Linked DNA regions of Mus musculus: region 1 is linked to region 2. Evidence: chromatin loops called from intact Hi-C (ENCODE). Cell type or tissue: heart. All regions are shown on one strand. Links, peaks and the distances in the headings refer to the core of each region. The heading gives the core; the rest is flanking DNA. Region 1 has its middle 9.4 kb from the start of Gm33015. Region 2 holds the start of Prmt3 (protein arginine N-methyltransferase 3).

Region 1 (5,380 bases), core at 76-5,075, 1.7 Mb after region 2:
GCTGTATCTTGTGAGGCTATCCCAGTGCCTGGCAAATACAGAAGTGAATGCTCACAGTCATCTATAAGATGGAACACAGGGCCCCCAATATAGGTGCTAGAGAAAGTACCCAAGGAGCTGAAAGTGTCTGCAACCCTATAGGTGGAACAACAATATGAACTAATCAGTACCCCCAGAGTTCATGTCTCTAGCTGCATATGTAGCAGAAGATGGCCTATTCGGCCATCATTGGGAAAAGAGGCCCCTTTGTTTAGCAAACTTTATATGTCCCAGTACAGGGAAACACCAGGGCCAAGAAGTAGGAGTGAGTGGGTAGGGGAGCAGGGCGCGGGGGGGGGGGGAGGGGGGTGTATAGGGGACTTTTGTGGTAGCATTTGAAATGTACATGAAGAAAATATCTAATCTAAAAGGTGGGAAAAATGGATTTCTAGTATGTAAATTATACTTCAATGAAGCTGCTGAAAAAGGAAAACAACAACAACAAAAACCATTATGAAAATCTATGTAATCTCTGAGAAGGGAGAGTAAGACATTAAAGTAAACAAATGGCTTTGTCTTGGAACTCAATACTAGACTTGTGAAATCCAAACTAGGAAGATTTCTGTGACTTCTTGCCGTAGGCCAGTGAGCTCAGTAGAGCCTTTGGACCCTTCTCTGCAGCAGGAGGACCCTGAAGACCCCAGCCATATTGACATGTATTCTAAAAAGTATCATTCGTGATGGGTTCTACAATGCTAAGTCAGGAGCACTAAGTGGTATAAGGTAGACCATAGCAGCATTGGCCTTAATTGTTTATCTGTCCTTGTGTTGACAAGGGTCTCTGGGAGTTGTGGGTACAGTAGAGGTAACTGTGAAAGTGTGAAGTGCATCTCTTTCCCCAAATATTCACAATACAAGACATTCCTTATCTGCTTGAGGGCAAAAATGATACATTGTATAAGATGCTAAGGCTGGTCTCCATGGAGAGGACAGCTTTACCCCAGATCAGAAAACATTTTACTGTAGGCTGCTCACTGAGAACCTGGCTCTGTCTCCAAGTGCAGGGAGGTAGAGATGCTCTATCTTTTTTAACATTAGCATGCAAAGCAACAGGATTTCTTTGCATTTTCACACATTTTTGTTTTGGTTAATTGTTCCTCTTACTTCCCTGTTCCCTCCTTATTTGCACATTTCTATCCAAGGATTCGCTTTTCCACTGCCATATCGCATATATTCTACTGTGATCTATTTCTCCTCTCACACTCCTGTTAAACTTCTTCTCAAAGGCTGGAGAGATGATCCAGTGATTAAGAGCATGTCCTGCCATTGCAGAGGAACAGAGTTGAGTTCCTAACAGGTACATCAGATAGTTCACAACCACCTGTAACTTGAGCTCCAGGAAATCCAACCCCTCCTCCTTTGGACTCTGCAGACATTGTGCTCCCCCCCCCTCAAACACACACAGAGAGTACACATAATTTACGACAAAATAGAAAATTTTAAAGCTTCTTTCTCTTCTATAATGTATATACACATATATATGTATGTATGTAGATATGTATATGAACAAATATTAAGAGAAGGAAACAGAGAGTTGTGATCACTATGGTATAGAGAAGAAATGTTCCTTCCTTTTCTGAAAAAATATATTTTAGATCTATATGTTTTTTGCAAATTTCATAATTATATTTTTCTTATAGCTAAGTAATATTTCATTGTGTTTCTGTGCCACATTTTCACTGCCTTCTTGCCTGTTGATGGAAATTCAGGATGATCCAATTTCTCAGTTGTTGTGAATACTGTGGCAATAAACATTGGTGTGCAGGTGTTATTATGGGGAGATGTAGAATCCTTGGGGTATATGCCCAGGAGTGGCAGGGCTAGGCTAGGCCATGCATGTACTATCTCTGGTTTTCATGTTTTGAGAAAACTCTACCTTTGGTTTACATTTTCACCACCAGTGAGCAAGGAGTCCTTCTGTACCTCTGTGTCAGCATCTGTTGTCACTTGTTTGCTTGATGATTGTCATTCTGACTGAGTTAAGATGGAATCTCAAAAGCTCAGGAATGGACAGATTTACTGGTGAATTCTACCATAATTTTTATGAAATTTTAATGCCAATGTGTCTTTTTTAGGGTTACTATTTCTGTGATGAAACATGACCAAAAACAACTTGGAGAGGGAAGGGTTAATTTTCACTTAAAGTTCCACGTAACAATTCATCATCAAAAGCAGTGAGGGCAGGAATATGAAGGCAGGAGCTGATGCAGAAGCTATGGAGGGGCACTGCTTACTGGCTTGCTGCTCATAGCTTCCTCAGCCTGCTTTCCTATAAAACTCAATCCCATCAGTCCAGGGATGGCACCATCAACAAAGGGCTTGCCCTCCCCTCAATCACTAATAAAGAAAGTTTTCTACAGACCTTCCTATAGCATGCTTCTATGAAGGCATTTTCTCAATTGAGGCTCTTTCCTTTCAGATGACTCTAGCTTGGGTCAAGTTGACATAAAACTATTCAGCATGCCATATTTCTCAAGCTGTTCCACAAAAATCAAAGGAAAAGAACACTACTACCAAAACCCTCTCACAAGATCAGTATTCCCTGGTACCCAAACCACATAAAGACACAACAAAAGTAGGAAACTACAAACCAAACTCCCTGATACACATAGATGCTGAGTTTCTGCCAAAAGAAGACTTGCCAACTGAACTTGATAATACATTAAGAAGGATGTACATCGCAATCATGCTGGTTTCATACCCAGGATGCAGATTTGGCTCAACATATGCAAATCGGTAAATATAATACACTATTTTAATGGAGCCTAGGACAGATCACGTCACACAATCCTTTTGAATTCAACACACTTTTCACAATAAAAGTCCTGAAGAAACTACGGATAAGAGAAAACCATATCTAAACTGCAGTAAATCTGGAAAAAAAGAAAAACTGAGAGCATTTCTTCTAAAATCTGTTTTTTTGGGGGGTTTTTTTGTTTGTTTGTTTTGGTTTTTTGGTGGTTTTTTTTTTTGTTTTTTGGTGGTTTTTTGTTTTGTTTTGGTTTTTGTTTTGGTTTTTTTGGTACACCCCTACCCAGTCCATTCTGATGACACCAACTATGGTTATAGACAAACTTGGGCCTAGGGTGCCATCTAGTGCTGAAAGAATGACAACACATGAAATACAGACCTGGAGTTTAAGACTCCAAGTACTTAAAAGTAGGGAAATTGATTAACATAACCAAAGACTGAAACAAACAAAAATTGTACACCCCAGTATTCTCTAGACAAAATTTTAAATATGAAACATCAACAGCTGAACATATCAAATGGAAGGAGGAATTGGTGAGCTTGAAGACATGCCGTTTGAAGACACATGAAGGAGAACAAAATGAAGAACACTTATCTGAAATTTGAAGCAGCATTCAAAGGACAAATTTTGAGTTCTAGAAGCACAATACATGAGAGAGAGAAAGACAGGCAAACAGAGACAGAGAGACAGAGAGACAGAGACAGACAGACAGAATAACAGTAAAACACCCTATATCTAATACAGGGGAGCCAAATGTGACTGTTATTTCTTAACTCAGCCAAGTCAATCCCAAGACATTTATTATCAAGCTCTCAAAGAAGAAAGGCAAAGAGGAACTTATTAAAGTAATAAAATTCCAAGTACCAGGTGAGGTGCTCTAACTCGCCTAACATCACCAGTGTCAACAGGGACCTTACTGTCTAGTCATGAACAAGTTGAGTTAGCCACAGTGCTGTATCAAAAGAGAAAAAGCTAGCAAAGGAGAAAATTTCAACATAGGATACTTTAAAGAAGAAAACTTCATCCAGACAACCTACTCTTTTTTTTTTCTTCTTTCTTTTTTTTTATTTTGTTTTTTATTAGGTATTTATTTCATTTACATTTCCAATGCTATCCCAAAAGTTTCCCACGTGCTCCCCCACCCACTCTCACTTCTTGGCCCTGGCATTCCCCTGTACTGAGGCAGATAATGGGGCTCTCTTTCCAGTGATGGCCAACTAGGCCATCTTTTGATACATATGCAGCTAGAGTCAAGAGCTCCGGGGTACTGGTTAGTTCATACTGTTGTTCCACCTATAGGGTTGCAGACCCCTTCAGCTCCTTGGGTATTTTCTCTAGCTCCTCCACTGGGGGCCCTGTGATCCATCCAATAGCTGACTGTGAGCATCCACTTCTGTGTTTGCTAGGCCCTGGCATAGTCTCACAAGAGTCAGCTATATCTGGGTACTTTCAGCAAAATCTTGCTAGTGTATGCAATGGTGTCAGCGTTTGGAGGCTGATTATGGGATGGATCCCGGATAGGGCAGTCTCTAGATGGTCCATCCTTTCGTCTCCAAACTTTGTCTCTATAACTCCTTCCATGGGTGTTTTGTTCTCAATTCTAAGAAGGGGCAAAGTGTCCACACTTTGGTCTTCATTCTTCTTGAGTTTCATGTGTTTAGCAAATTGTATCTTATATCTTGGGTCTTCTAAGTTTCTGGGCTAATATCCACTTATCAGTGAGTATATATTATGTGAGTTCTTTTGTGATTGGGTTACCTCACTCAGGATGATGCCCTCTAGGTCCATCAACCTACTCTTTTTTAAAATGATGGAAATGTATGGTAAGTTCCGGAAAAAAAAACATACCAGAGATAATTTATCACAACCATACCTTTCCCACAATAGACCCTAAAAATGGTGAGAGCAACCATACAGTTGGACTCCCAATGCAGGAGGAGTGTAGACACAGAGCATAAAATGAATATAGCTTTAGTATGAAGACTAAAGCCTCAAAACTAATTGTATTTATAAATCGATGAGCACTATGATGATAAAGTAGGACATCAAAAGTTCAAAATATGGGGGAAATACAATGTGAGTGTAGAAGTTTTTATTAATATTTTTCTTGTATTTTCTTTCTTACATTTACTCTTGTGTGATGTTGATTTTACTTCAAAATAGTTTTCTATATTCAGCAGATGACCATGACACACAAAATCACTCACCTAAGAAACAAGTCTACAAGAACCCAATTAACTAGCAAACAGGCTGGGCTATGGGGGTTTCCCAGTTGTAAAGGATCAAATCATGCCATTGGCAAGAAAAATGAACACAACCAATAATCAGGATATTACCTTCAACACTCAGTCCTATGAGGACAAGTACCACATGCTATCTCTCATATGTAAAAGCTGCGAAAAGGTCATGAAACTAAAAGCTATCACACAGTGATATGAAAAAGGGAGGGGGGGTAGATGGAAGGAAATAAGAAAGGGCAATAGAGGAAGTCAATGTTTGGGGATGGTCAACTTTTCCTCTATACCTGCATCCAACTACATTAAAGTTCATAAAAAAAAAAAAAAAAAAAAAAAAAACCCTACTTCATAG
Region 2 (5,380 bases), core at 103-5,102:
TTCGATGATACACATTAAACAGGCAGGAAAGGAAAACAGAGGGAAGGGGCAGTGCCCAGAGGAGCACATTGTGCCAGTTACATCATGGGACAGGTGCAGCTTCTGTGCTGGGGGATCTAAGTCACTTGACTTCAATGACTGTCTATTGTCCTGATTACATTTCAACTTTTGGTGGACACTGCTGAGTGAATACCGTTCCCTGTAGTATGGGTTTGTATTCCTGGAAGACAGCAGACATTGTCAATGTCAACTCTTCTAGAGCAGTCTGGGATCTTGGCAAGTGAGCTTCAAGGAGACAGAGCTGGATGCCTGCCTGTAATCCTAGCACCAGGGAGGCTGAGGCGCAAGGATCAAGGTCTTCCAGGACTACATAGTAAAACCCCATCTCAAAAGTAGAAGTTTTCTTCCTGCTGGTGGGTTCCCTCATGGCTGGGCTTGGAGGAGCTGGATGTGTTCCCATCATAACAGTCTTGGGCTTTGAGAAGAGAAGGGAAGCAGCCTTTGGGGATACCCATAAGAATACACTGAGCCTTGTGGGCTCTGGAGACGGCTAGACTCAGTGGCCAGTTTTAAGTTACTCTCTACTGTTTCTGCGCATCAAACATTCAGGAGCGAGTAAGTCTACAGTCAGATCTCAATAACAGAGTAGAGTGATGTTGGAAGGATCTATCTTCATGAGTAGGAGAGAAAATAGCCCATACCCAAGCCCTGTACTGTAGCGAGATGTCAGCCTCACAGAAGGTTCTGGGCCTCTAGACTGGCATTAATTACTGTCACCATCAACATTTGGGCACCACTATGGTTCAGCAGGTTCCTTCAACAGAGAAAAATGTGGCTTGCTGGAGAGAGAAGTTTATGCAGAGAGAGAGTCGGATGGGCCCAGATAAAGAAAGGCTGTACATTCATTCATTTGTTCAGCAGGTGCTCCTATCAAGGTGGTGATAAGTCATTGAGCAGTCTGCTAGCCAAGAGGGCCAGCAGATATCTGGCAATGTCCTAGGATGTCAGAGAGCTTCAGAAGGTGATGTGATGGACCCTGTCCTCTTCTGTGAGCCAGACCATGGAATGGGGTATTTGGGAAAGAGAAAAAGAGAGGAAGAGGAGGGAGAGGAGGTGGAGAAGATAATAGACAGTAATAGACAATAAGGAAGACCTGGGCTGTTCCCAGAGTAACACAACCTGTTTTTAGAAATGGTTGATGTGACTGGGAAGGGGGGCATCTTAGTTAGGGTTTTATTGTTGTGAAGAGACCACTATGACCAAGACAACTTTTATAATGGAAAACATGTAATTGGGGCTGGCTTATAGTTTCAGAGGTTTAGTCTATGATCATGGTGGGAAACATGGCATTGTGCAGGCAGACATGGTCCTGGAGGAGCTGAGAGTTCTACATTTTGATCCAAAGGCAGTAGAAGGGGACTGAGTTCCACATTGTGTGGAGTTTGAGCATAGGAGACCTCAAAGCCTGCTTCCACAATGACACACTTCCTCTAACAAGGCCACACATACTCCAACAAGGCCGTACCTCCTAATAGTGCCACTCTCCATGGGCCAAGCGTTCAAACATATGATTCTGTGGGGAGGACCATACTTATTCAAACCTTCACAAGGGGTAGGCAGGCTGTAAGAGGTTGGGAGGACTGGAGGGAAACCGTCTTCTGCACATACCAGGACCACTCGTAAAGCTAGCAGCTGGGGTTGCCTGCACGAGAGAAGCCAGTCAGCATTCTAACATGGCGTGGCTGGGGATTCTTGAGTACCCACTCCTGAGGAGCTATGACAGTGGATGTTTCTCAGAGAGGGAGTTTTCTTTAAGGCTGTGACCTCTGGTAGGTTGACCACACTCCTGTGGTTGTCCCCCAACCCAGAGTATATGGACCCCAGAAACTGGAATCCATGTTATTGTTTTTTAAAAGGATATAAAGGTGAGGGGTAGGGCCATGGGAGTGGATGGATCTGAGAGGAATTAAGAGGAGGAGTGGGAGGCATATGATCAAGAGACACTGTGTGATATTCTCAAAAATATTTTAAAAAATTATGATGTGAGCAAAATCCTGTTGGGGGAGGGTGTTAGCACCCCCCCCCCTGTTACCTGGCTAGGTATGCCTGAGTCACTACAAAAGGGGCTGCTTGTCCCCTCTGAGTCCTCTTGCCTTCTGGCTCCTGCCCCCCTCTCTCCCCATTCCCTCCCCCCTCTCTCTCCACGTGCTCATGGCTGGCCTCTACTCCTCTAATCCGCTACTCTCTCTCTCTCTCTCTCTCTCTGCCTTTTTCTGTCTCTATTACCTTCTTAACTCCCCTCCCCATGCCCTGAATAAACTCTATTCTATACTATTACTATACCATGCCCTCAGGGGGAAGAGGTGCCTCAGCATGGGCCCGCAGAGGCACCACTCCCCCCCCCCCCCCACCTGACTACACCTCCACCAAAACATATCCCTTCTCCCTTTATCTTTTTATAAAACACAACAGAGGGGAAGAGGAACTGCCCACCAAAGAGCTTCAGTGATCAGCAGTACACTGGCTCGAGGGTGTGCATGGTGGGAAGTTGAACTGAGCTGTCTGACACTATACTATGCAGGCCTAGCTGGCCATGTCCTCAAACATGCCCCATGCAGAGTCCAGCCTCATCTGCAGCCTGGAGGCTTTACCTACCCAGAATTACTGCTTCCCACCTGCCTAAGGGAACTCCACTGTTAGATACTAGGAATATTAGAAAGGAGGCAGCCTGAGACTCGGGAACCCTGGTATCCTCCCTAACCCCACAGGCAGGGCAGAGAGCATTTGTTGGCACATATCACACAGTCCACCTGTTTCCATTGTATAGGCTCAAGTTAATGCCTAAACTTTTCACACACGTGTAAGTCTTACCATAACCATCAGGTTACTGCAGTCATGAGAGTGCTTTACCAGTCAGGAAACTGAGGCCAAGAGAAGGCAGGTTACCTGCTCATGCTTAGAATTCAAGCATTCAGAAATAGAGTTCAAACTTAGGGTGTTTGTAAAGCCCATGGTTCTCACTTTATCACTTTAACCCCTAGTAGGGGTGTGGGGCTTGAGTGCACACCCACATACATCAGCATACAGGTTAATTTAAGGGGCTTTCTTGTCTTCCCCAGAGCCTCCGAGCCTGGCCTGCATTGGCCATCTCTGCCGCCAGAGGGCGCTGCGATAAGTCGGTGCTCAACCTTGTAAGCGCCGGCGCCTCGGTTGCGCAAGCGTCCAAGCCGGAGAGCGGTGCCCCGCCCCCTACGCCCACGTGACCCGGAAGCGCTCTCCGGACGGTTCACGCTCCGCGTGTGGATCGCTTTGGGGGCTCCCGCGCACCCGCGCCGCTCGTTCCCGGCTCCGGTGCCGCGCTGTGCGGCCGCGCGCTTGGTCGGCGGCCATGTGTTCGCTAGCGGCGGGGAACGGTGGGTGCCCCCTCGCGTAGGGCGGCGGGGCGCGGGTGGGCGGGCGCGGGTCTCGGTGCTGACCGTGTGTGCTCTGCAGGCCGTGGCGCCGAGCTGGGGCCGGAGCCCCTGGAACTGTCGGACAGCGGAGACGACGCGGGCTGGGAGGACGAGGACGCGGACACTGAGCCCGCGCACGGCCGGCAGCACACACCCTGCCTGTTCTGTGACAGGTTCGTGCCGGTGTGGAAGGCGCGCCGCAGCGCCAGCGAGCACGTGGCGGGCCCGAGGCTCCGGCCCGCGCGGGACGGTTGATTGACAAGGGGCTGCTCACGTGGTCCGGGGGGGGCGGAGCCGGGGACCGCGCTCTGGGTTTGCCTCTGCAGCCCAGTCAACCCCACCCCTCACTCTAATTCCCCCCCCCCACCCCCCATACTAAGTCAGGCCTGGCATACCATCACTCTGGAGGCTGAGGCAGGAGAATGGTCAGGAATCCCAGGCCAGCCTTGAGTCACCAAGCTAGACCCTCTCGAAAACACACCCAGAAAAAATCTGAACTTCACACCTTAGTCCTAAATTAGGGATTCCATGAAGGCTGGGTGTTTTTCATTCTGTTCCTTGGATACCAGACTTTGAAAGCGCATAGACTGGAAGCGCGCTTCCATTTCTACCATCCTATAATAGGACGTTCTCTTCTCATGTAACATTCAACTGAGCCATTTAGACAGAACTAGCTCACTTCCATGATTGAGGGAGGAACTGATGCTCTTTGTACTTAGGGGAAAATGAGGCTGCAGAGCCACCAACTTGTTCAAGGTCACGAAGCTGCTGTTTATATTCCTAGGACACACCTTCTTTTCACTTAAAATCCTGCATCTTAGATGGAAGTGACTTGGCTGAAAAAGGGGTGATTGATGTTGACTAGCGCTGCTGGGTCCCGCCCCCTGTGTCGGTTCCTGGTGCTGACTGGTGGCATATTAGTGGTCCTAGGTGGCGCCTCATTGGAGAGGAGAATGACTGCACACTCGTATTTATTGTATTTATTGAGCATCTGTGGTGCAGTGCCCTGTGATAGGCTGCGAGGATGATCCAGATGACCTGTCTTGGCAGACATTGAGAGTTGCCTGTGTGCTAGGCATACAGAAGTGAAGTGCGGAGTCTCTGCTGTATATTCGTTCGTGTCCTTCAGTGTTGGAGGTTACATACAAAAGAAGTGTTATTCTTCACGCTGTAGTGCAGGTGCTGTAGGACTACCAAGGTCACTTGAAATCTGGCACTTTGGGAATGTGCCAGCTGTATAATTGTGTGCTTTGTGTCTAAAAACACTATGCTGGGTTCAGAGGGAGGGGAAAGAGGCTCAACTAGGGAACTTTTGTGACTTGAGAGAAACCAAATATATCAGAGAGAGCTTTATTACCCAGAAGCCTCTGGGTAAATTTGGGGTATTCAGTGTTGTCTAAAACGGTTGTGGTGTAACGCCAGAGGGAGGGAGCTCCTCTTGGGACTTGCTGAGGAGTCCCCCTGAGGAATCTGCCAAAGGACAGGTTTAGGGACCCTGGGGAAGGGGGTAGAGGCAGAGGGAGGGGGACAGAGAAGGACAGAAAGAGAGAGGAAGAGGAGGAAAGGCCAGCCAGGGTCACAAGGGAAGAGAGAGAGGGAGAGAGTAAATGGAGAAAGAGAGAGGGAAGGTGAGGAGAGGAATGGAGGGGAAGGGAGGGGGTAGGCTGTTGCTAGGTAACTGTTGGGTGGAGCCTGGAGGAAGTGCTAACATTCAGTATTTTGACCTCCTCTGAGACTGTTCCAGGAGACTCTATGCTTGTCTCTTCAGGTTGTTCGCCTCTGCTGAGGAAACGTTTTCACACTGTAAGTTGGAGCATCAATTTAATATTGATAGTATGGTCCATAAACATGGTGAGTATCTCTTAGCATAAAGGCAGGTTTGCTTGTGAAGTTTAGATTGACCCTTTTTCCAGACCCTTTCTTTCCTT

What was found. Peaks named below come from ENCODE experiments on the same cell type or tissue, not always from the same donor. Only the 100,000 strongest peaks of a DNase experiment are listed, where the experiment ranks them.
Region 1: a loop joins it to region 2, with 5 times the contacts of the local background. A loop is called at or near these places in 2 of 42 quality-filtered maps.

The regions. Positions count from the first base shown.
Region 1 is chr7:51,431,940-51,437,319 of GRCm38, forward strand. No RefSeq gene overlaps it. Among named protein-coding and RNA genes, the nearest start is that of Gm33015, 9.4 kb to the right of the region's middle. In heart, for the core only: a CTCF peak has its summit at 3,143 (motif pointing left); no DNase peak of the experiment used is centred there.
Region 2 is chr7:49,775,089-49,780,468 of GRCm38, forward strand. Prmt3 (protein arginine N-methyltransferase 3) reads left to right here and starts at 3,270. Exons shown (of 16, transcript NM_133740.2): 1 at 3,270-3,413; 2 at 3,493-3,625; 3 at 5,221-5,303. The coding sequence starts at 3,389. In heart, for the core only: a CTCF peak has its summit at 3,143 (motif pointing right); DNase peaks (open chromatin) are centred at 3,233 and 3,663; H3K4me3 peaks cover 1,448 bases; H3K27ac peaks cover 1,103 bases.